2 separate regions of the Homo sapiens genome follow, and region 1 is linked to region 2. Evidence: read pairs that join two places in POLR2A ChIA-PET (ENCODE). Cell type or tissue: PC-3. All regions are shown on one strand. Each heading gives the region's core, and the rest is flanking DNA. Links, peaks and the distances in the headings are about the cores only.

Evidence for each region. ChIA-PET counts read pairs that join two places held together with the same protein. Peaks named below come from ENCODE experiments on the same cell type or tissue, not always from the same donor. Only the 100,000 strongest peaks of a DNase experiment are listed, where the experiment ranks them.
Region 1: POLR2A ChIA-PET joins it to region 2 with 5 read pairs; 2 of 35 experiments call an interaction of 5 or more read pairs at or near these places.

What each region holds. Positions count from the first base shown.
Region 1 is chr10:74,897,849-74,908,634 of GRCh38, forward strand. The region is part of intron 3 of KAT6B (lysine acetyltransferase 6B); the gene reads left to right. Among named protein-coding and RNA genes, the nearest start is that of KAT6B, 77 kb to the left of the region's middle. RefSeq lists a silencer at 9,469-9,669. In PC-3, for the core only: no CTCF peak of the experiment used is centred there; no DNase peak of the experiment used is centred there; H3K27ac peaks cover 215 bases.
Region 2 is chr10:75,120,840-75,131,625 of GRCh38, forward strand. The region is part of intron 1 of SAMD8 (sterile alpha motif domain containing 8); the gene reads left to right. LOC124902460 (a long non-coding RNA gene) reads right to left here and starts at 2,860. Exons shown (of 3, transcript XR_007062202.1): 1 at 2,812-2,860; 2 at 2,428-2,562. It also overlaps the pseudogene RPS26P42. In PC-3, for the core only: no CTCF peak of the experiment used is centred there; a DNase peak (open chromatin) is centred at 5,612; H3K27ac peaks cover 778 bases.

The DNA.
Region 1 (10,786 bases), core at 849-8,848, 220 kb before region 2:
TAAAAATTGAAATTTTGGGGGCTGTTTCATTCTTTAGAACTTGAAAACGCCATAGGCAATTAGCTATAATTCATTTGCAGATTATTTTTGCCATGTTAAATTAGGAATTTTAGCCATAGCAAGCATAACAGACAAGCACACTTTTAAATTATTTTGTTCAGCAAAACACCATAGGCCCTTATATGTGTTTGCTGGAATTTTTCTTTGTCAACAATAAATCTATATGTTTCTTTAGTTAAAAAAAAAACAGCAACAAAGTGTTTATTGTAGAATGTTTACTTTTTAAACAAACGTGAAAGGCATTGGTACAAAAAGGGAAAAGCACCTAGGATTTGGATCCTCAGTGGGTCCAGGAGTACAGCTTCCTTGTTCTGCAGTTACTGGAGGCAGTGTGGTGAGGGGAAGGATGTGGGCTTTGGACTGAGCTGCTGCTTCTACCTGTGCTATGACTTTGCACAAGTTAGGAGTAGCCTTTTTGAGCTTTGTTTTCTCCTTAGAAGATGACTAAGATCATGTTTGCACATAGCACATGACACAAACTCATGATACTGGTTTTGTTTTTTCTAACATTGTCTCAGTGGGTCTTCACTGCCTTCTTTCTACAATTTTTTTTTTTTAAGGGAATAGGGTCTTACTCTGTTGCTCAAGGCTGGAGCGCAGTGGCTGATCATTGCTCACCATAGCCTCAAATTCCTATTCACTGCCCTCTTATATAGTGGATAATGTGGGCGTTAGTCTCATGCAGTTAAGAGAACAGGTTCAAAAGAAGTTTTGAACTGTCTGTTTTATTTTCACAAGGCCAGTCAGTGACAGAGAAAGAACTTCCACTTGGGTGTCCTGGCTCTGTGTCCCATGGTTTTCCTACTGAAATACTATTACTGTGCTATAGCAGAAGAAAGAAGGCTAAGACAGTTCTGTGCTTACAGTCACCTTCAGTTTCAAATGTAATCATATCCTGGGGGAGGGGAAATGAAACTTTGAGTTTCATCTCCCAAATCATTCCTTTATTTAGAATCAACCGGCTGGGCACGGTGGCTCATTCCTGTAATCCTAGCACTCTGGGAGGCTGAGGTGGGTGGATCACTTGAGGTCAGGAGTTCAAAACCAGCCTGGCCAACATGGTGAAACCCCCGTCTGTACTAAAAATACAAAAAAAAAAAAAAATAGCCGAGCATGGTGGCAGGCACCTGTAATCTCAGCTACTTGGGAGGCTGAGGCAAGAAAGTTGCTTGAACCCAAGAGGCGGAGGTTGCAGTGAGCTGAGATTGCGCCACTGCACTCCAGCCTGGGTGACAGAGCAGTACTCCATCTCAAAAAAAAAAAATAGTATCAATGAATTCAAAGAAATAAAATGTTTTTCATGTACTCATGGAAACAACTATTTCTAAAATTCTAAATGAATTATTATTATTATTATTATTATTATTATTATTATTATTATTTGAGACGGAGTTTCTTTCTTGTCAGTCAGGCTAGAATGCAATGGCGCGATCTCGGCTCATGCAACTTCTGCCTCTTGGGTTCAAGGGATTCTCCTGCCTCACCCTCCCCAGTAGCTGGGATTACAGGCGCCTGCCACCATGCCTGGCTAATTTTGTATATTTTTAGTAGAGATGGGGTTTCACCACGTTGGCCAGGCTGGTCTCGAACTCCTGACCTCTGGTGATCCACCCACCTTAGCCTGTCAAAGTGCTGGGATTACAGGCATGAGCCACCGCGCCCGACCTCTAAATGAATTTTTAAAACTCCAGCATCTCACAAATGGTTCTTGAATAATTTTTCCTTAGCCTGCAGTGTTTAAGTTGGGTTTTGAAGGTTTTGTTACTCAATAGTCACCCTTTTTTGGGTGTAAGTTTGTCCTCTACTCCTGAGTAAGTAAGTGACCTTAGGGCAGTATTACCATGAAACAGATCTCACAAATAACATTGATACCAACATCATTATTTTTGGTCAAATGTTAAATAGTTAAAATTTGTCATCCTAGTCTATATTGAACTAATTTGAAATACCTTATATTTAAGCAAACTTTATTGTTTTTAACATAGCAAAACAATTAATAAAACTTTAAATCAATTACACATGAAACAGTAAGAAAGCAGTGCAAGATTAAAATCTCTAGGTAAGTGTTCTATAGTGTATAAGTAAGTTCTGTAGAACTTCAGAAAAAAGAGAGGTCAGTAGGATTCTTAGAGCAAAGTGTGATTTTATCTGTACTTTGGGTCAGAATAACTTTTCTGATTTTTTTTATTACTAACATACCTAAACACAGATAATGTTAACATTAATTAAGTGACCTTAGGGCAGTATCACAATGAAACATCTCACAAGTAACATTGATACTAACACAATTATTTTTAGTCAAATGTTAAATATTTAAAATTTGTCATCCTTGTCTATATTGAACTAATTTAAAATATCTTATTGAAATATATTATTAATTAATTCATATCAGACTTAGCTAGAGACACCTAATGTTCAAAACAGAAAGTAGAGGTGGATTGGGCCCAGTTGGCTCCAGTTGCTCAGAGGATGTGGTCAGTGCTGTTTTTGTACATCTTGAGCTCTGCTCACTCTGTCTGCGAGTAGGTTTTGCGTTTTGCTTGTTGGCTGTCTTGTTGGGGGTGGGAAAATGGCTGCCCATACCTTCTGCCAGGTGGGCAACCCCAAAGACTTTTCTTTTCCAGCGCACGTGTAGGAGCAGCCTGTTGGAGGCATGTGCCCATGCTTTAGACTGTCACCCAGGTCATGAGGACTGTGGTTTGAAGAGTGTGCTCACTCAACTGGCTAGGGGGTGAGGGCACTGTGTTTGACAACTGTCAAGGACTAGCGAGGTTCCCAGATGAAAGGGGGTGATATACCAGAAGAAGAGGCATGGGTGGGAAATGTGCATAGCAGTCCCAGCCAATAGCTATCACTGCCTACCACATAGTGCTACAAAACAGCGTAAGAATTATTCATTGAGTGCAAATGTTGGGGGAGTGGGGGTTAAACAGAGACCTATTCTAAGTGATTCTTGACTGTTTGTCCAGGTGTCATTCCTTGTTATAGGAGTTTTAAAAGCAGAAAATTCTCAACTGCTCATTCACCTAATACTCCATGAAAGTATATATTCTTGAGTGTCCTAAGTGTGTGTCCTTTGAAATGTTTATATATATAAAAGATATTTTAAGTATAAAATCTTAAATATCTTTTACACTTAAAATATCTTTTATATTTTATATTTGTGCTTTTATAAGTTAAAAAATGTGATCACCATGACCCTCTACTTGGATGTGACAACCCTCCATTTTATAAAATAATTACCGTTGAATCAAAATTTTTGCTCAACGTATGCTATCCAGTTACCTGTCAAAGCCAACTGAATGAATGATGAAAAGGTTCAGATCAAAAGCAACTGGCTTAACTTCACGGAGGTTTTCATGCTTTAATTTAAAATGTGTCTATGTCTAACTGATTATCTCTCACATTTTATAAAGAAATATTGACGTTCTGTAAAGTATGTAGTGACCTCACTTCTGGCTGTGTGGGCAGGTTTCACTGCAGGCCTCTGAAGCATTGATATTCCTGTAACCTTTGAGGCAAGATGTGTGTGTAGTGTATTAATGAGCTGATTGAAGTGATGTACAGTAATTTCATCCTTGGGTAAAAACAGATGTGAAAGATTCTGTTTTAATATTTAATCAGCCTCCAAGCCTCTGTTGGCTTGTTTAAGTTGACCTGACAGCATTATACCTGGAAACACTTTGAATTAAACTCTGAGTGCTTGACCTTGTTCAAACAGTTGTAATTTAATAAGGCTGCTGTCTTGGTGGAGATAGTGTCGCTAATAGGCAAATCCTCTTCTGACTGGGATTGTTCTGTTTGTGAGTGCTGGGGTTGGAGAGATTCAGAGATTCTCATCAGTTTGTGGGGAGGAACTGGGATTTGAAGAAGTAAAAACAAATCTAAATTAAGAAAGTGTCTTTTAGAAGATCTTTAAAAACTTTTATTTTAATTTTTAGACATATAGAAGTAATGTTTTTAATGTCATTTTGATTAGGCTCATTTTGGTTGAAAGGAATGGAAAATCATTTGTTAAAAAGAGAGCTGGAAACTTGTCAGAAATCAAAGAAGTGCTAGGAGGACTGCATACTCACTCTGGCTCTCCTTGTCCTCCTGTCCACCCATCCCTCCACCCACCCATCCGTCCCTGCTTTTCTCTGTCTCTGTCTTGGGCGTCCTCTGCACGATAGCCTGTCTGCTCTCTCCTTTCTTCTGTTGGCTCCCTCAATCTCTGTTTCGTGTACTTCTCTCTAGCCCATAGCTCCTCTTTACTAATCATTTCTGTTCTCTCATGCCATCAGTTTGCAGGGGCTCTTGGTAGTTTCAGCTCTCTTGTATCCTTTCAGCTCTAAGTCTTGCTGTCAACAAGTTTGTTTCCTTGTTCACGTTCCAGTTAGCTGGGTCTGAATGGCTCTCCTGATCTTTTTTGTGCCATATCCAAATTGCCCATGCTTTCCAAAGCAGGGGGAGCTGTGGACAAGACAGTTTTTGGCTTGAAGGAAAGATTAGTTGGGGCAAATACCATGATTTGCCCAATATAAATGCGTGTAGATATATATTTTCTGGTTCTAAGAGTACCATATGCTTACTGGGGAAAAATGAGAAAATTTAAAAAACTAATAAAAATACAGTTAAAATCTCCTGTAAACCGACTATTCAAATAGCTAAACTACTTTGGTGTATTTCCTCTGATTTTTTTTGCTTGTTTATACATAAACATAATATACACAGTAAACATCCCAAAATTTTAGAATCATAGTGGTAACATTTTAAAGATCTTCATATCTACTTGTTACCAGTGGCATCTGTAGGAATACTCTGGCTGTCAGGCCTACGTTAAAAACTGTGGTAATTTGGTGTGAATCTTTTATTAATTCTTTCCTTTTGACTAATATTAAGTGTGGCATCATTAATCATGTTATATTATCTTCACTTTGGCTTGCATTACTTATCAACTCCTTTGAGAAGAGTTAATATTATTTTCATATTTCACAGTACTTGACATATTGTCTCATACTTAGTAGATGTTCAGTATTTGGTCTATAGTTTCTGCTTAATTTTTATGAAACTTGATTTCTGTGAGTGGGCAAAATACATTCATAAGGTTCCAGCTCAGAAGAAGGAAAAAGTAACAATGTATAGCACTAAGAATATTGGAAAACAACGGGGAAATATGCTAATTGCTTTTAAACGAACAGGGATTTTGGCAGTATTGTGGTATATGAAGGGTCTCCTGTAGGAAGCTGACTGGCTCTTCTCTTTTAGGAGCCCTCCCAGGGTGGCATTCATTACCTTGTCGGATTGCCATGGTCCAGTGTGGGTAGCAGAATCCTGAGAGACCCCCAGTGACCCTGCCCTTTGTATTATATCTTCCCCTTTGAGTATAGGTGGAACCTATGCATGTTTGAGATATCACCCATGATTCTACTACCTTGCTTGGCAGAGGGAGACTATCCAGGTGGGCTGATCTAATCACACAAGCCCCTTAGAAACCATATTCTCCAGCAGGTGGGAAGAAAGAGTGATCTGAAGCATGAATAGGATTTGATGTTGACTGCGAAGATGAAAGGGACCATGTGCCAAGCAATGTGGGTAGCTTCTAGAAACTGAGCATGGTCCCCAGCTGGCAGCCAGCAAAGAAACAGGGACCTCAGTCCTACAACCGCTAGGAACCGAATTATTCTAACAACCTAAACGAGCTTGGAGGTGAATTTTTCCTAAGAGCTCATGGATAAGAGCAGAGTCTGGCTGACACCTTGATTTTGGCTCTGTGAGACCCTAAGCAGAGAACCCAGCTGAGCCTGACTGGATTTCTGACCCACTCAGCTGTGAGCTCATGAATGGGTGTTGTTTTAAGCCACTGTTTGTGGCAGTAAGACTAATATAGTCCAGGGTCTGGCTAATTCTTAGCTTTGTCAGATTTTAACTTGATTTTCTGTGGATATCAAGGGTGGAGCTGTCTCTCAGGGGTAGACTTACAGGAGCCTAGCTGAAGAAACTGGTGTATGGAATCAGGAGGCCAGCATATTTATTTGTTTATTTACCTGAAAAGTAAATGTTCCAGGGACTGAGATACTCCATGTGGATGGTCAGTACATTATCTCCCTTAAGGCAGACCTGTGTAGGAGGCCAGGTGTGTATTAGTGAGCATGGCATCCAAACCATGAGTTAGATGAGCACAGTTTCCATGGCATCAAACACCTGTCTCACAACAAGGATGGCCTTCTCTATGTCTGGACAATGTTTAGATGGGTACTGCCAGCTTCTCTGGAGACTCACTGTATTAGTTTTCAATTACAGTGTAACACATAACCACAAGTTAGCAGCTTAAAACAATGAAAGTATATTATCTCACAGTTTCTATGAGTCCAGGCACAGGTAACTGGGTCCCCTGCTCAAGGACTCACCAGGCTGAAATCAAAATGTCAGCAGGGATGTGGTCTCATAAGCTCACTGGTTGTTGGTGGAATTCAGTGCCTTATGGTTGTAAGACTGAGGTCCTCTTCTCCCAGAGGCTGCCCTGCCACATGGCCCTCTCTACAATGTAGCATTTTGCTTCTTCAAGGTCAGCTGGAAAATCTCCCACACACTTTTGGTCTTTACAATCTCTGACCCCCTTTAAAAGCCTAGCCCTGTGTATGCTCATAGGGAGAGATTGTACAGGGGCCCAAATCTTGAGGGCATTGTAAAATTCTGCTCCCACACTTGCTTTCCCCTCAGCATCCCTTGATGACTGGCCAGCTTTCTGTTTGACACCTCCTTTCTTTAGCTGTGTTAATATATCCAGTCTTTGGGAGTCCAGGCTTGGTTGGATATTTCACATCTCTGAAGTGACTACATAGTTCTTCTCACATTCAGTATGTATTGATTTTTAAAATTTAAATTTGTGAACTTAATCACACCTTTATTTCTGTGATCCTCCCCCCTTTAGTAACTGGGGAATGGGATGAGGAGGAATTTCTTCATCTTAGTTTCAGAAGTCTTCACAGCAGTGGCCTCTATTTGTAGTTTGATGGTCTAAGGAGTTTAGATTGTTAGAGAACTTCTACCTTCACTAGAATTTTGAAGACGTAACTTAAAATTACACTTACTAGATGTAGAAACTGGGGAGACAAAATGAGTTATTTGCACAGTTAAATTATTAGCTAGTGAAGAAGGGTTTTTATTTCTTATTTATATCCTGCCTTCTCTCAATATGATGATGTCCAGTAAAAGGCATAGATAGTCTAAAAGTGAAGCAATTAAAAATTTTTCTATTATGGGAATTTGACAGTACAAAAAAACACAGATGTCCTTGCCCATTAAAGTGAACACCAAGGAGTCCAAAATATTTTCATGAGGTAGTTTTTTGCCATTGCCTGTCAGTTGTGAGAGATCATTGCCTCAGGCCACAGCGACTAGGTGTGTGGCAGAGTTAACCTGCCTGCTCTCTAGGGAAACCGTCAAGAAATGGGCAATAAATTAATAAGTAGAAAGTGTTCTCTGAGCTCCAGGCAGTTGTTGATTGACTGATGGAAAAGGTAGGCGGTAGGCTAATAGACGATGACATCCAAATTCAGCTGTTGCCTCTCAGCTGAACCCAACCCTGGGCTTCTGCTGCCTTTTGCTCCTTTTCCCTGAGTGGTGGTGGCCTGCAGGTTAAACAGGTGGGCTTGGGAATTGGGCTGCCTAGGGTAAATCCTCATTCCCCCATTTAACTCAGTCTGCCAGACTCTGTTTTCTTGTCTGTAAAATGAGGGTTAAAAGAGAGTCTCTGTAAAGCATTTAATACGTTGTTGGGCACTAGCGGTGGATTAAGGAGAAGAGGGCTGTGATGGGAGCTGTCAGCCCCAGCAGGCAGGAGTTAGAATTGTCTGGAATTGCCGGTGTAGGGTGATAATAAAAAGCAAACTGACTCTTGGTCGGTTTATTACTATTTTTAAATTCCCTACTGACAAGGCCCTCCCTATTGCCTGCACTCTGAGTGGACCACTCCTTCCATCCATGCCTTGCAATGCCACTGTCTTGCACATAAGGGCTCAAAAGTGTATGCTGTTGTTGCCCTTCTCACATTTCGGCTGAGGTGTATATTTTCATTAAAGAGGATTATGTAGAAAAATTGGTTTAATAAAAATGATGAGACTTTTTAATATGGTTTGTACACCATTAAGAGTGAAATATGGCAAAATCTGGTCTGAAAAATAGGAAAAAATATAGCAATAACTGATTAATAGAAAACCATAGGATTGGCTGGGCACAGTATCTCACACCTGAAATCCCAGCACTTTGGGAGGCCGAGGCAGGTGGATCACCTGAGGTCAGGAGTTCGAGACCAGCCTGACCAACATGGTAAAACCCCGTCTCCACTAAAAATACAAAAACTAGCTGGACGTGGTGGTGCACTCCTGTAATCCCAGCTACTCAGGAGGCTGAGGCAGGATAATTGCTTGAACTCAGGAGGCAAAGGTTGTGGTGAGCCAAGATCGTGCCACTGCACTCCAGCCTGGGTGATAGGGACTCCACCTCAAAAAAAAAATCTTTTTTTTCCCTTTTTATATTTTTGTCTGGATCCTAAATATTGGGACATTTGAAAGATGTGCATATTTAGTTTAAGCAAATTCTGGTGGATTTGGTTGGTTCTCTCTGTAGTAAGAGTAGAGAAGAATGGTAGATGTGAAAAGAATATATTCTGAAAAGAATATGGGATAAGAGAAAATCAAGAAGGCAAGAAAATAATCATTTCCACCCTTTTATCTACTTTGAAATCACCACTTTTCTTACTTTGGTCTTCTGTTTCCTCTATAAACTATGCTTAAGAGACCAGAGTGAGCAGACTTCTTCGTGAAAACCTGAGCTTGGGAGTTGGGATGGTTTACAGTCTTGGCTTCAGTCCACTTTTCTGACTTAACACCCAGACCCCTTTCCGGCTAAATTTATTGTCTCCTGTTCCTGCTGGGCCTTTCTGGAGCGTCCGCCTCTGGAGTGCCCTCTGCTCTTGAGGTCCCAAACTGCCCATCCCACACCTACCTGGTCACAGCTTTGCAGTTTAAGTCCCCACATGCCAGTGACTGCTTCCTTTCTGGACCCCTTTACTGCATTTCAGCAGTGCTGTCAATCCTTCCTTTAAATTTATGTCACTGGTTTGTAGGGCTCATTCTTCCAGCCTGCAGACGTCAGTTGAGATTCCACTGTGATCAAAGCAGGATATTTAAGTTCTGCAGCGGGTGGGCTGCAAGTGGTAGAAATAGTTATTTTCTTGCCTTCCTGAATTTCTCTTGTTCCATTCTCTTTTCAGGATACATTCCTTTCACTACAGAGAGTTGTCTGCTCTCACTACAAACAGAACCAGCCAAACCCACCACGATTTGCTTAGACATAATGGGCAAGAACTTTCAGAACATTTGGAACTTTTCAGAACATTGGGTGGTCTTAGAGACTAGCCAGTACAGAAATCTCTTGAGAGGGTGTTACTGTGTTCCTTCTGGACACCTCCAGTTTCTGATTTGGCTGTCCTGTTTGTCAGCAGTACATCCTTCATATTGAGCCCAAAACCTCCATTCATTCTGGTGTTCTTCAGTGCAGTCACACTGCTTCGTGATGGCTTTTCTTCAGTGCAGTCATTTGCTTCATGTGACTTTTCTTTTTTCTTTTTCTTTTTCTTTTTCTTTTTTTCTGAGGCAGAGTTTCACTGTTGTTGCCCAGGCTGGAGTGCAATGGCATGGTCTCGGCTCACTGCAACCTCCTCTGCCTCCTGGGTTCAAGCAATTCTCCTACCTCAGCTTCCCAAGTAGCTGGGATTACAAGTGCCCACCACTATGCCCGCCTAATTTTTGTATTTTTAGTAGAGACAGGGTTTCACAATGTTGGCCAGGCTGGTCTCAAACTCTTGACCTCAGGTGATGCATCTGTCTTGGCCTCCCAAAGTGCTGGGATTACAGGCGTGAGCCACTGCACCCAGCCATGATGGCTTTTCCAATGCAAAACATTGCAATAGTTATTCCTTTGAACCTTATAAAATTACTGATTGTTATGTTTTGAATATTTGTCCCCTCCAAAACTTACATTGAAATGTAATCCCCAATGTGGCAGTATTGAGAGGTGGAGTCTTTAAGAGGTGATTGGATCACCAGGGCTTTGCCTTCATGAATGGACTAATCCATTCATGGATTACTAGATTAATGAGTTAATTCATGAATTAATGGACTGATGGGTTATCATGGGAGTGGACCTGGTGGCTTTATAAGAAGAGTATGAGAGACCTGAACCAGCACATTCAGCTTCTTGCCATGTGATGCCCTGCACTACCATGAGATTCTGCAGATTCTTCCCCACCAGTGGGAAGGTCCCACCAGATGTGAGGCCCCTCGAACTTGGACTTCTCAGTCTTCATAACTATAAGAAATAAGTTCCTGGCCAGGCACAGTGGCTCATGCCTGTAATCGCGGCACTTTGGGAGGCCGAGGCGGGCAGATCACGAGGTCAAGAGATTGAAACCATCCTGGCCAAAGTGGTGAAACTCCATCTCTACTGAAAATGCAAAAATTAGCTGGGCATGGTGCTGCGTGCCTGTAGTCCCAGCTACTCGGGAGGCTGATGCAGAATCGCTTGAACCTGGGAGGCGGAGGTTGCAGTGAGCCGAAATTGCACTCCAGCCTGGGCAACAGAGCCAGACCCCGTCTCAAAAAAAAAAAAAAAAAAGAAAGAGAAATAAACTCCTTTTCTTTATAAGTTGCCTAGTTTCAGGCATTCTGTTATAAGCAATAGA
Region 2 (10,786 bases), core at 1,717-9,716:
GTGCAATCTCAGCTCACTGCAGCCTCCGCCTCCCAGGTTCAAGCGATTCTCTTGCCTCTGCCTCCCGAGTAGCTGGGACTACTGTCGTGCACCACCACACCTGGCTAATTTTTGTATTTTTAGTAGAGGTGGGGTTTTATGTTGACCAGGCTTGTCTTGAAGTCTTAACCTCAGTGATATACCCACTTCGGCCTCCCAAAGTGCTGGGATTATAGGCGGGAGCCACCACACCCGGACTTTTGAGCAGTTTCTGTTTGCTAAGCATTATTATAAGTGCATTATTGTAAGTGCATTACATGTATAATTCCATGCAATCTTCACAACAAGCCTATGAAGTAGGAATTCTCCTCATTTTACAGATAAAGACAGTGAGGCCCAAGAAAGTTATGTAACTTCTGCAGGGTCACATAACTGTGAGTGGTAAATCCTCAGTTTGAACCTAGGCAGTTTAATTCTAGAGCCAGTACTCTTTACTTTCTGGGCTGTATATCAGATGTTGTTGGCAAATAGCTTATTTATCTGAAGCTTAACTCTCTAGCCTTAGTTTCTTCAGCTGTAAATTGAGGAATTGTACTAGATCTCTCAGGTCACTTCCATTTCTAACCTAAGAACTCTGTCATCCTGATTTACAAAACACAACACGTTTAATGTTTCAAATTACTTTCTGTTTGTAATCTCTGGATCCCTTATGAGATAAAGGTTAAGCTGTTTCCAACATCACACTGTTAATGGGTCATGGAACTGGATCAGATCTTTTCTGGGACTTCCTGGTTTTGCTGGTTGCCTCATGCATATACTTAGTGTGTATATGCATATATGGGTTAATAATTGAATTTAATTGACCTTCTTAATTTTTTTTTCTTCTTTTTTTTGACTGAGTCTCACTTTGTCGCCCAGGCTGGAGTGCAGTGGTGCGATCTTGGCTCACTGCAACCTCTGCCTCCCAGGTTCAAGCGATTCTCCTGCCTCAGCCTCCCAAGTAGCTAGGATTACAGGCATCCACCACTATGCCCAGCTAATTTTTGTATTTTTAATAGAGACAGCATTTCACCATGTTGGCCAGGCTGGTCTTGAACTCCTGACCTCAAGTGATCCACCCTCTTTGGCCTCCCAAAGTGCTGGGATTACAGGAGTAAGCCACCATGCCCAGCGACTTTCTTAATTTTCTATTTATATCTGTTTAAATGAGATTTGCTTCAAACAGTGAAAAATAATACTGCTTTCATTTTCTTTCTTTTTTCAAAATCATATCACATCATTTTCTTAAAAAAACCTTTTCTCTCTGATTATAAGTATTACATTCTTATTGTATGGAATATAGAAATTTTAGAAATTTTTAATGTAGACAGTGAAAGGGCCCATTCAAGGAGTAAATATTACTAGTTTGATATTTATTTATTTAAAAATATACACATATACCATATTTGCTATTTTTTGGGACATTGTGCTTCTTTTAAAATTTTCTCAGTTTTTATTTTGAAATAATTATAGGCTGGGCGCAGTGGCTCACGCCTGTAATCTCAGCACTTTGGGAGGCCGAGGCAGGCAGATCACCTGAGGTCAGGCATTCGAGACCAGCTTGGCCAACATGGCAAAACCCTGTCTCCAGAAAAAAAATAGAAAAATTAGCTGAGCGTGGTGGGGGCACCAGTAATCCCAGCTACTTGGGAGGCTGAGGCATGAGAATCACTTGAACCCTGGAGGCAGAGGTTGCAGTGAGCTGAGATTATGCCACTGCATTCCAGACTGAATGATAGACGGAGACTCTGTCTCAAAAAAAAAAAAAAAAAATTCTTGGCTGGGCACTGTGGCTCTCTCCTGTAAACCCAGCACCCCAGCACTTTGGGAGGCTGACAGGAATGGATGCTTGAGCCGTGGAGTTTAGCCTGGGCAACATAGCAAGACCCCGTCTCTTACCCCTTCCCCAAAAAATCCTCCTCTGTTAGCAGTTTTCTGACAATTTGTATTATAAATGGGTATTTGCGATAAAAATTTTGTTAGATGCTTTTTTTATTTATATGCTCCTGTGTTTTTTCTCCTTTAGCAGGTTAACATGGTGAGTTACGTTGTTTGATTTTCAAATATTGAACCAGCCTTGCATCCCTGGAATGAACCCTGTTTGGTCATGATATATAATTAATTTTATATATTGCTGAATTCTGTTTGCTAATATTTGGTTAAGTATTTTTGCATCTATATTCGTGAGGGATATTGGCCCTTCTACAGACACCATCTCCATAGTGCCAGGTGGAGAAGGGTTAAGTTTTGTACCTTGCTTGCTGGGAAGGAAATGGACACCTCATGCTTGCTTCCCACCCCACCTCACCCCACCCCACCCCACCCCACCCCACCCCACCCCACCCCACCCCACCCTGTGCAGGGGGTTGGGCGGGTAAAGGAGATGAGGGTTGTGGGTGGCTTTGTTACCTCCGATATACCACTGAGTGGTGTTAATCCTGAGTCTCCAGCAGGCTTCCTCTGGTAGTACCTCGGCAAGGAGCAGGAGGGGTGCCTCATAAGTGCTGTTTGGGTTTGAAGTCCAAGTTCCCCAAATGGACTCCTCTGACAGCATGTTAAGAGAGGGGGAGAGACTTGTTACTGCTAGACAATGATGACAATCCCAGCTCCCTACTTGGTCTTCTCTGATACCACCCTGGTGTGGAGAGAGATATGGCCGGATTATAACCTGACAGGCTTAAAAATCAAGGCTCTCCATTTGGCCTTTCCTGGTGAGGGTGGGAGTGGAAATGGGGCTGGTTTTTTATGTGGTGTTTGGCTGGAATAGAGTGGGTTATTGTCTAAAAGTCTTACATCTTGCTAGGCTGTCTCTTTTTCTGGTCCTTTGGTTTTTCTTTTCTTTCTTTTTTTTTTGAGGTGGAGTCTCACTGTCTCCCAGGTTGGAGTACAGTGGCATGATCTCGGCTCACTGCAACCTCTGCCTCCAGGGCTCAAGCGACTCTCCAGCCTCAGCCTGAGAGTAGCTACTCAGCCTCAGAGTAGCTACTCAGCCTCAGAGTAGCTGGGACTACAGGCACACTCCACCGCGCCCAGGTAATTTTTTGTATTTTAGTAGAGACGGAGTTTCACCATGTTGCCCAGGGTGGTCTCAAACTTTTCAGCTCCAGCGATCCGCCTGCCTCAGCCTCCCAAAGTGCTGAGATTACAGGCGTGAGCCACTGCACCCAGCCGGTCTTTTGTTTTTTCTTGGAGCTTTTTTTATCTGCACCTTTGACATTTCCAGGTTGCTAGCTTCTCTAGTATCCACTTTGGGATATATATGGCAAAATAAACAAACAAAACACCCAAAGAGCTCACTACTGTGTTGTTCCTTGGGTCCCAAGGTGCCTGGCCAGTCAGTCTTCCTCTTCATTTCTCAGAGTCTTCTTATGTTTATTTTATATATAATGTCCATAGAGTAATAGGAAAAAGTATGTCTACTCCATCTTCCTGCAAGCAGAAATCCATTTATTTTTTAAAATGTACCTGTCAGAGGCCAGGCACCATGGCTCATGCCTGTAATCCCAGCACTTTGGGAGGCCAAGACGGGCAGATCACTTGAGGTCAGGAGTTCGAGAGCAGTCTGGCCAACGTGGTGAAACCCTGTCTCTAGTAAAAATACAAAAATTAGCCAGGCGTGGTGGCGCACGCCTGTAGTTCCAGCTACTTGGAAGGCTGAGGTGGGAGAATTGCTTCAACCCGGGAGGCGGAGATTGCAGTGAGTTGAGATGGTACCATTGCACTCCAGCCTGGGTGACAGAACGAGACTCCATCTCAAAAAAAAAAAAAAAAAGGTACCTGTCAGAAAAATCTAGAGAGCAAAACGGTACACATACTGAAGAGTAGCTCTCTCTTCTGTTCCTCTACTTTTTAGAAGCTGTTTCCTTCATTCTGTCTTCATGTCTGTCATTATATTCCATCCTGTCTCACAATCTGTTTTACACTCTTAAGACAATTTTTCTTTCTTTTTTTCTTTTTTTTTTTTCCTAAGATGGGGTCTCACTCTGTCACTCAGGCTGGAATGCAATGGCACAGTCATGGCTCAGCTTCCTAAGTAGCTGGGAGTATAAGCACATGCCAGCACAGCCAGCTAATTTTTTTGTTGTTGTTGTTTTTGTTTGTTTGTTTTTTACAGAGATGGGATTTCACGATGTTGCCCAGGCTGGTTTTGAACTCCTGGCCTCAAGTGATCCTCCCGCCTCCAGCTACCAGAGTGCTAGGATTATAGGTATGAGCCACCACACCTAGCCAATTATTCTTTCTAAAACACACTCTGATTATGTCATCCTCTTTTTCAGCTATCTGCAGAGAATCCCATTGTGTGTAGAATGTTTTTAACTTGACAGAGGTTTCCATGGCTCTCTCAGGTCCTCGTTTCCAAGAAGGAACAACTGTTGTGTCTAAAAGGGCTACTGCCTTATGCAGCCTATTTGCTGCATGAACTGTGCATGATGTATGCCCAGGGACAAGCCTTTTAAGAAGTTCATCATTTGAGGCTGGGTGTGGTGGTTCACACCTGTAATCCCAGCATTTTGGGAGGCTGAGACGGGAGGATCACTTGAGCCCAGGAGTTTGAGACCAGCCTGGGCAACATGGCAAAACCCTATCGCTACAAAAAAAAGTACAAAAATTAGCCCAGCGTTGTGGTGCACACCTGTGGTCCCAGCTACTTGGGAGGCTTAGGTGGAAGGATCACTTGAGCTCAGGAGGCAAAGGTTGCAGTGAGCCAAGATTGTGCCACTGCACTCCAGCCTGGGTGACATAGTGAGGCCCTGTCTCAAAAAAAGGAAAAAAAAATAAAGTTCATTATTTGAAACATAGTCGAGCCCACAGCTATCAGGGACATTTCTGAAACAAGTACCTTGGGCACCTATGTGCTTCCAAAGCTGTATGTGAAGCTACATAACTACATGAGTTGTGCCATTCGCAGAAAGGTAGTCAAGAATCGAACTTGTAAAGCCTGCAAGGACCAAACATGTCTACCTGACTTAGACTTTTGAGTGCTGCCCCATGACCTCCACCAAAGTCCGTATAAGGAGCCGACTCCTTAAGGACTGAAGAAAAACTATCTTCTGGAAAAAGATAAAGTGGAGATTATACTAAAAACAAAAACAAAAAGGTTTTCATCATCTGGCCCCAGTTTATATTTTCAACTTTTTATCTTGTTATTCCCCTGTGCCTTTTACATACTGATGGTTCACCACTGTTTCCTGCCTTCATACTTTGGTCATGCAATTTCCTCTGCTAGTATACTTTTATTTTTATTTATTGATCTATTTATTTATTTTTAAATTTTTGCTATTGTACTTTATTCATCTCTATCCACATAATTTTACTACTCCTTTAACGCTTAGCTCAAAAGTCACTTCCAAGAACTCTTTTCTGATTTTACCAACTGGAAATAACTTCTCTTTTCCAACTCCTTTAACTTTCCAATTTTTAGCAAATTAGATAAATATCCACTTTATTAGTCTTTTGAGGATTGAGTGAACTAATTATGACTCTCTTTAATATCCCTTTCTAGACTGTAGAATCATTGAGAGCAAGATCTGATTCAGATTCATTTGGATGAATGCCACATTGCCTAGTGTAATACCCTTCATATAGTATGTGTACAGTAAATATTTAATAGATGAATAAATGTAACATATGAGTGCTTTTGCTTTTTTTTTTTTTTTTTTTTGAGACAGTATCTTGCTGTGTCATCCAGGCTGGAGTACAATGGCATGATCATAGCTCACTGAAGCCATAACCTCCTAGGCTCAAGTGGTCTTCCCACCTTGGCCTCCTGAGGACCTGGGACTATAGGCACGTGCCACCACGCTGGCTAATTTTTTTTTTTTTTGTAGGGATGAGGTCTCCCTATGTTGCCCAGGCTAATTTCAAACTCCTAGGCTCAAGCAATCCTCTGGCCTTGGCTTCCCAAAGTGCTGAGATTACAGGCCTGAGCCACCGGGTTGGCCGGATTGTATCCTCAGTGCCTTAGTGTCTGGCATCTCTATATAATAGACACTTAGTAAATGTTTGAGACTGAACAGTGCAAAATTGTGATTCAAAAAGTCTTCATTAGGCTGCGCACGGTGGCTCACACCTGTAATCCCAGCACTTTGGGAAGCCGAGGCGGGTAGATCACCTGAGGTCAACGGTTCGAGACCAGCCTGGCCAGCATGGTGAAAACGTGTCTCTACTAAAAAATACAAAAATTAGTGGAGAGAGGCGGCTTGTGCCTGTAGTCCCAACTACTCGGGAGGCTGAGACAGGAGAATCGCTTGAACCTGGAAGGCAGAGGTTGCAATAAGCTGAGATTGCGCCACCGCACTCCAGCCTGGGCACAGAGCGAGACTCTGTCTCAAAAAAAAAAAAAAAAAATCTTTGTTATGTAATGTAACTTTGATACATTCTTCTGCTGATAACTAGAAAATATTTAGTATTTTATATTTGAGATTTAGTTCTTGCAGAAGTACAAGAGCCCTCAGTTCATGTGAGGCAGTATATTGTCATGGGTAAGAATATGAACTTTAAAATGAGATTGCCTAGGTTGAACAGTTCTCTGTACTACTTGCTAGTACAAGTTGATCTTGGGGAACTTAACCCATTTATATCAGTTGTCACATCTATAAAATGAGGAAATTAATAGTACCTACTTTATATAGTTGTGAGGATTATTTGGGCATATAAGTCAAACACGTAGAACAGTTCCTCAGACACTGTAAATGCCATGAATGTTAGCTAATTTATTGTTACTTCCTGAAAATGCACTGAACACGGTTCAGAACTTGAGTTTGTGAGTTAGGGTGTACATTCTTTTTAAGGAATAACACTCTGCTGACATCACATATCCTCTAGCTGTACATCCTGTCTGCTTCCTACTATTTTAACTAGGTATTGAATGGATAGCTGATAATCCCAGTTACATGACAGACAGTATTCAGCATGTAAATGTTAAATAAACAAGTCCTCTTGAGACATTTTAACTCAGAAAGGATTAACTAGTTCATGCTAAGGAACAACATGTACTTTTGTTCACTGTATTTCCTTTGAAGAATATTTTATTTGTTCTGGTTGAATATACTTTCCCATTCAGTGCAGTTAACTCTTCCTAGGTGATAAACCCTTTACCGGTCTTTACTGACAAATTAAAATGACTATTTAACGTTCCCTGTATTATTTTGAACCTTAAAACTGTTTTAACAGCCCTCTAAAATTAATCTGGCTCTGATTTTTTTTTCTTCTTTAATTTTTTTTTTTTTTTTTTTTTGAGACAGAGTCGCTGTCACCTAGGCTGGAGTGCAATGGCGCGATCTTGGCTCATTGCAACCTCCGCCTCCCAGGTTCAAGCAATTCTCCTACCTCAGCCTCCCGAGTAGCTGGGATTACAGGCACATGCTACCACGTCCAGCTAATTTTTGTATTTTTAGTAGAGACAGCATTTCACCATGTTGGCTAGGCTGGTCTGGAACTCCTGACCTCAAGTGATCCACCTGCCTCGACCTCCAACAGTGCTAGGATTACAGGCGTGAGCCACCGCACCCGCCCTTCTGTTTTTTTAAATTTTAATAAAAACAAGGTCTCCATATGTTGCCCAGGCTGGTCTTGAACTTCTTCGCTGAAGCAGTCCTCCTGAGTTCGCCTCCCAAAGTGTTGGGATTACAGAAATGAGCCACCATACCCAGCTTAGATATTTTTAATAACAGGTGAATTCTGAAATCTACATTGGTGTAAGATTAAAAGAATACATATGGTATTGTTCCATTCATATAAAGTACAAATGCAGGGAAAACTAAACTATATTGTTTATGGATATATGCTTAGGTAGTAAAGCTATAAAGAAAAACAAGGGATTATCATGAAGATAGGTTTGTGGTTACTATGGGTGGTCGGCAGGGGGTGGGGAAGGGAATTATTGATTAGAAGTGGTACACAGTGATACTGGGCTGGTGCCTTGGGGTGATTACAGATTAAAGGAAGTGAATAGTTGCAAGCCTGAGATGAAAAGATTTGCTTTTTTATCCAGCTGTTTGTATTGCATTATTAATACATGCATATAATTGGTTTTAGTGCCTAAATAGCAAAATTTCAGACACATACTGACGAAAATGTATTACTTCTTCTGCAAAAGGGTCTTTTAACAAAAGTTGACACTTTCGTAATATAGAAGCCCTACTTTTCCTCCATACTTCTTTCTGTATTCTGAATCACCTAAAAAAAAACCATCTCAACTGGATCTTTTTTCCAGTGTGCTTTTCTTCTAATTCTAAAGATATTTATTATATCTTCTTTGTACTTCCTCTTCTTCTTCTTATTTTTTTTTTTTTAAAGACTAGGTCTTGTTCTGTTGCCCAGGTGCAGTAATAGCTCACTATAGCCTGGAAGTCCCCAGCTCAAGTGACTCTTTTGGACTTCTGGGTTTTTTTGTTTGTTTTGAGATGGAGTCTTGCTCTGTCACCAGGCTGGAGTGCAGTGGCATGATCTCGGCTCACTGCAACCTCCAACTCCCTGGTTCAAGTGATTCTCCTGCCTCAGTCTCCCAAGTAGCTGGGATTACAGGCATGCACCACCACACCCAGATAATTTTTGTATTTTTAATAGAGACAGTGTTTCACCATGTCGGCCAGGAGGCTCTCATCTCCTGACCTCGTGATCCACCTGCTTCGGCCTCCCAAAGTGCTGGAATTACAGGTGTGAGCCACCGCACCCGGCCTGGACTTCTTTAAAGTTAAAATGATTAGCTAGTTTCATTTGGCATCTTTAGATTTGAATTTGTCATCTACGTAGGAAAAAGAAGTTATATAATCTTAGGGACAGTAGAAAATGGTTTGTTTATATAGCCTTAGATACATAACAAAGCCATTAATGTTTTAAGAAACACCCCAAAGCCATCTGAGTAGCTACATGAATACATATGATTGGAGATTTGTGTTAGGTTTAGCTGTGATCTTAACCCTTGACATCATAGTATAGTGGTTAAGAGTAGAGGAAATAAACAACTAGGTAAATCTAGAATACAGGTTATTCTACAAAGAACTACCCTGAACTTGTCTCCCCCTAAAAAGAAACAAGAGCTAGGGCACTGTTCTAGACTAAAAGACACTAGCAAGATGTGATGACCAAGTGTAATACATGAACCTAAATTGAATCCTGATTTTTGGAGGAAACAGAAATAAAATAAATTTGAGGGGCAATTAGGGGAGATATTATGGTTAATTTTCTTAGGTGTGGTAATGTGTATTGTACTTATTTAGGAAGTTGTCATTATTATTAGAAGATGAATAACAACTGGATGCCGAAATATTTATGGTGAATATCATAATGTCTTTATATTAAACAGTTAAGAAGTGTCTTCAAAATAAGATATGAATGCTTAAAAAAAAACACCTATGATCAGCCAGGCACGGTGACTCACGCCTGTAATCCCAGCACTTTGGTAGGCCGAGGCAGGCAGATCACCTGAGGTCAGGAGTTCGAGACCAGCCTGACCAACATGGAGAAACCCCGTCTCTACTAAAAATACAAAAAAAAATTAGCCGGGCTTGGTGGCACATGCCTGTAATCCCAGCTACTCGGGAGGCTGAGGCAGGAGAATTGCTTGAACCGAGGAGGTGGAGGTTGTGGTGAGCCGAGATCGTACCATTGCACTCCAGCCTGGGCAACAAGAGCGAAACTCCATCTCAAAAACAAAAAAAACACTATGATCATTCTTTAAATCTCTGGTAGGATTTAGTAGCTTTATTTTCAACCCATCCTTTAGCTCCAAGGAAAAGCAGCATGAAGTGATGGAAAGAGTACTGAATTTGTTGTCAAAATTCTTGGAGTTTAATTTCAGCATCAATATTAACTCTCTAGGTGACTTTAAATCATTTAAATTATAATAATTTAAATAATTTGTGTAAAGCAAATCTGGCAAAATGTTTGAATCCCAAATTTGAATCCTGGCTCGGACAATTTCAAGTAGGACCTTGGTCACTTCACTTAACTTTTCTGTGCCTTCATTGTCTCGTGTAAAATGAAGATAATAGTAATGTCTACCTCATAAAAGTGTTGTGAGGATTAAATAGTATTATAAAGATAAAGTGCTCAGAATAGTGCCTGAGCATTCAACAAATGTAGCTGCTGCTGCTGTTATTGTTTTATATTTATTTTATTATCTATTACTTTGAAGAGAGCTTGGAAGACTCAAGAGGTAGAAAATATAAAACAGAAGTCCAGGCAGGCAGAACCCTCAAAACAACTAGGCAAAGATCAAGCAGTTGTTGTTATAATTAGGAAATGAGATCCCACATGAAATCACCCTGCAGGGTCTAACCTGTAGTAGGTATTCATAAATGTTAGTTTCCTTCTGTTATCCCTTTCTTTCCTTCCTCATTTTATAGTATTATTTAATCTGAGGCTTGCAGAGCACTATGTGACCATCCATTCTAATTCTGCTTCTTCTCTGCTTCTGGTTTGTATAACATTGAGTCTTCGAGGTGCCTTTGCACACATCTTATTTCATCTATTACATTTTGATTTGATGTTGGCTTGTTGCCTCTACTAATTACTACATAATACAGTTGAATAAAATATAGTTTAAGCATATACACAGAACTGTCTGAAAAGAAAAATCACGCTCTAGTGTTGACTGAAGATATATAATATTAAGAAAAATTATAGGTTATTTTATATTAAAACATATACTAATTAGAAGCTTAGAATCTGTCTATAATACCAAAATCTAATAGCCAGAAAACAGAATTTTGATTATTAAAAATAACTGATCAAATTTATCTACAATTTATATATTTCTGATAAT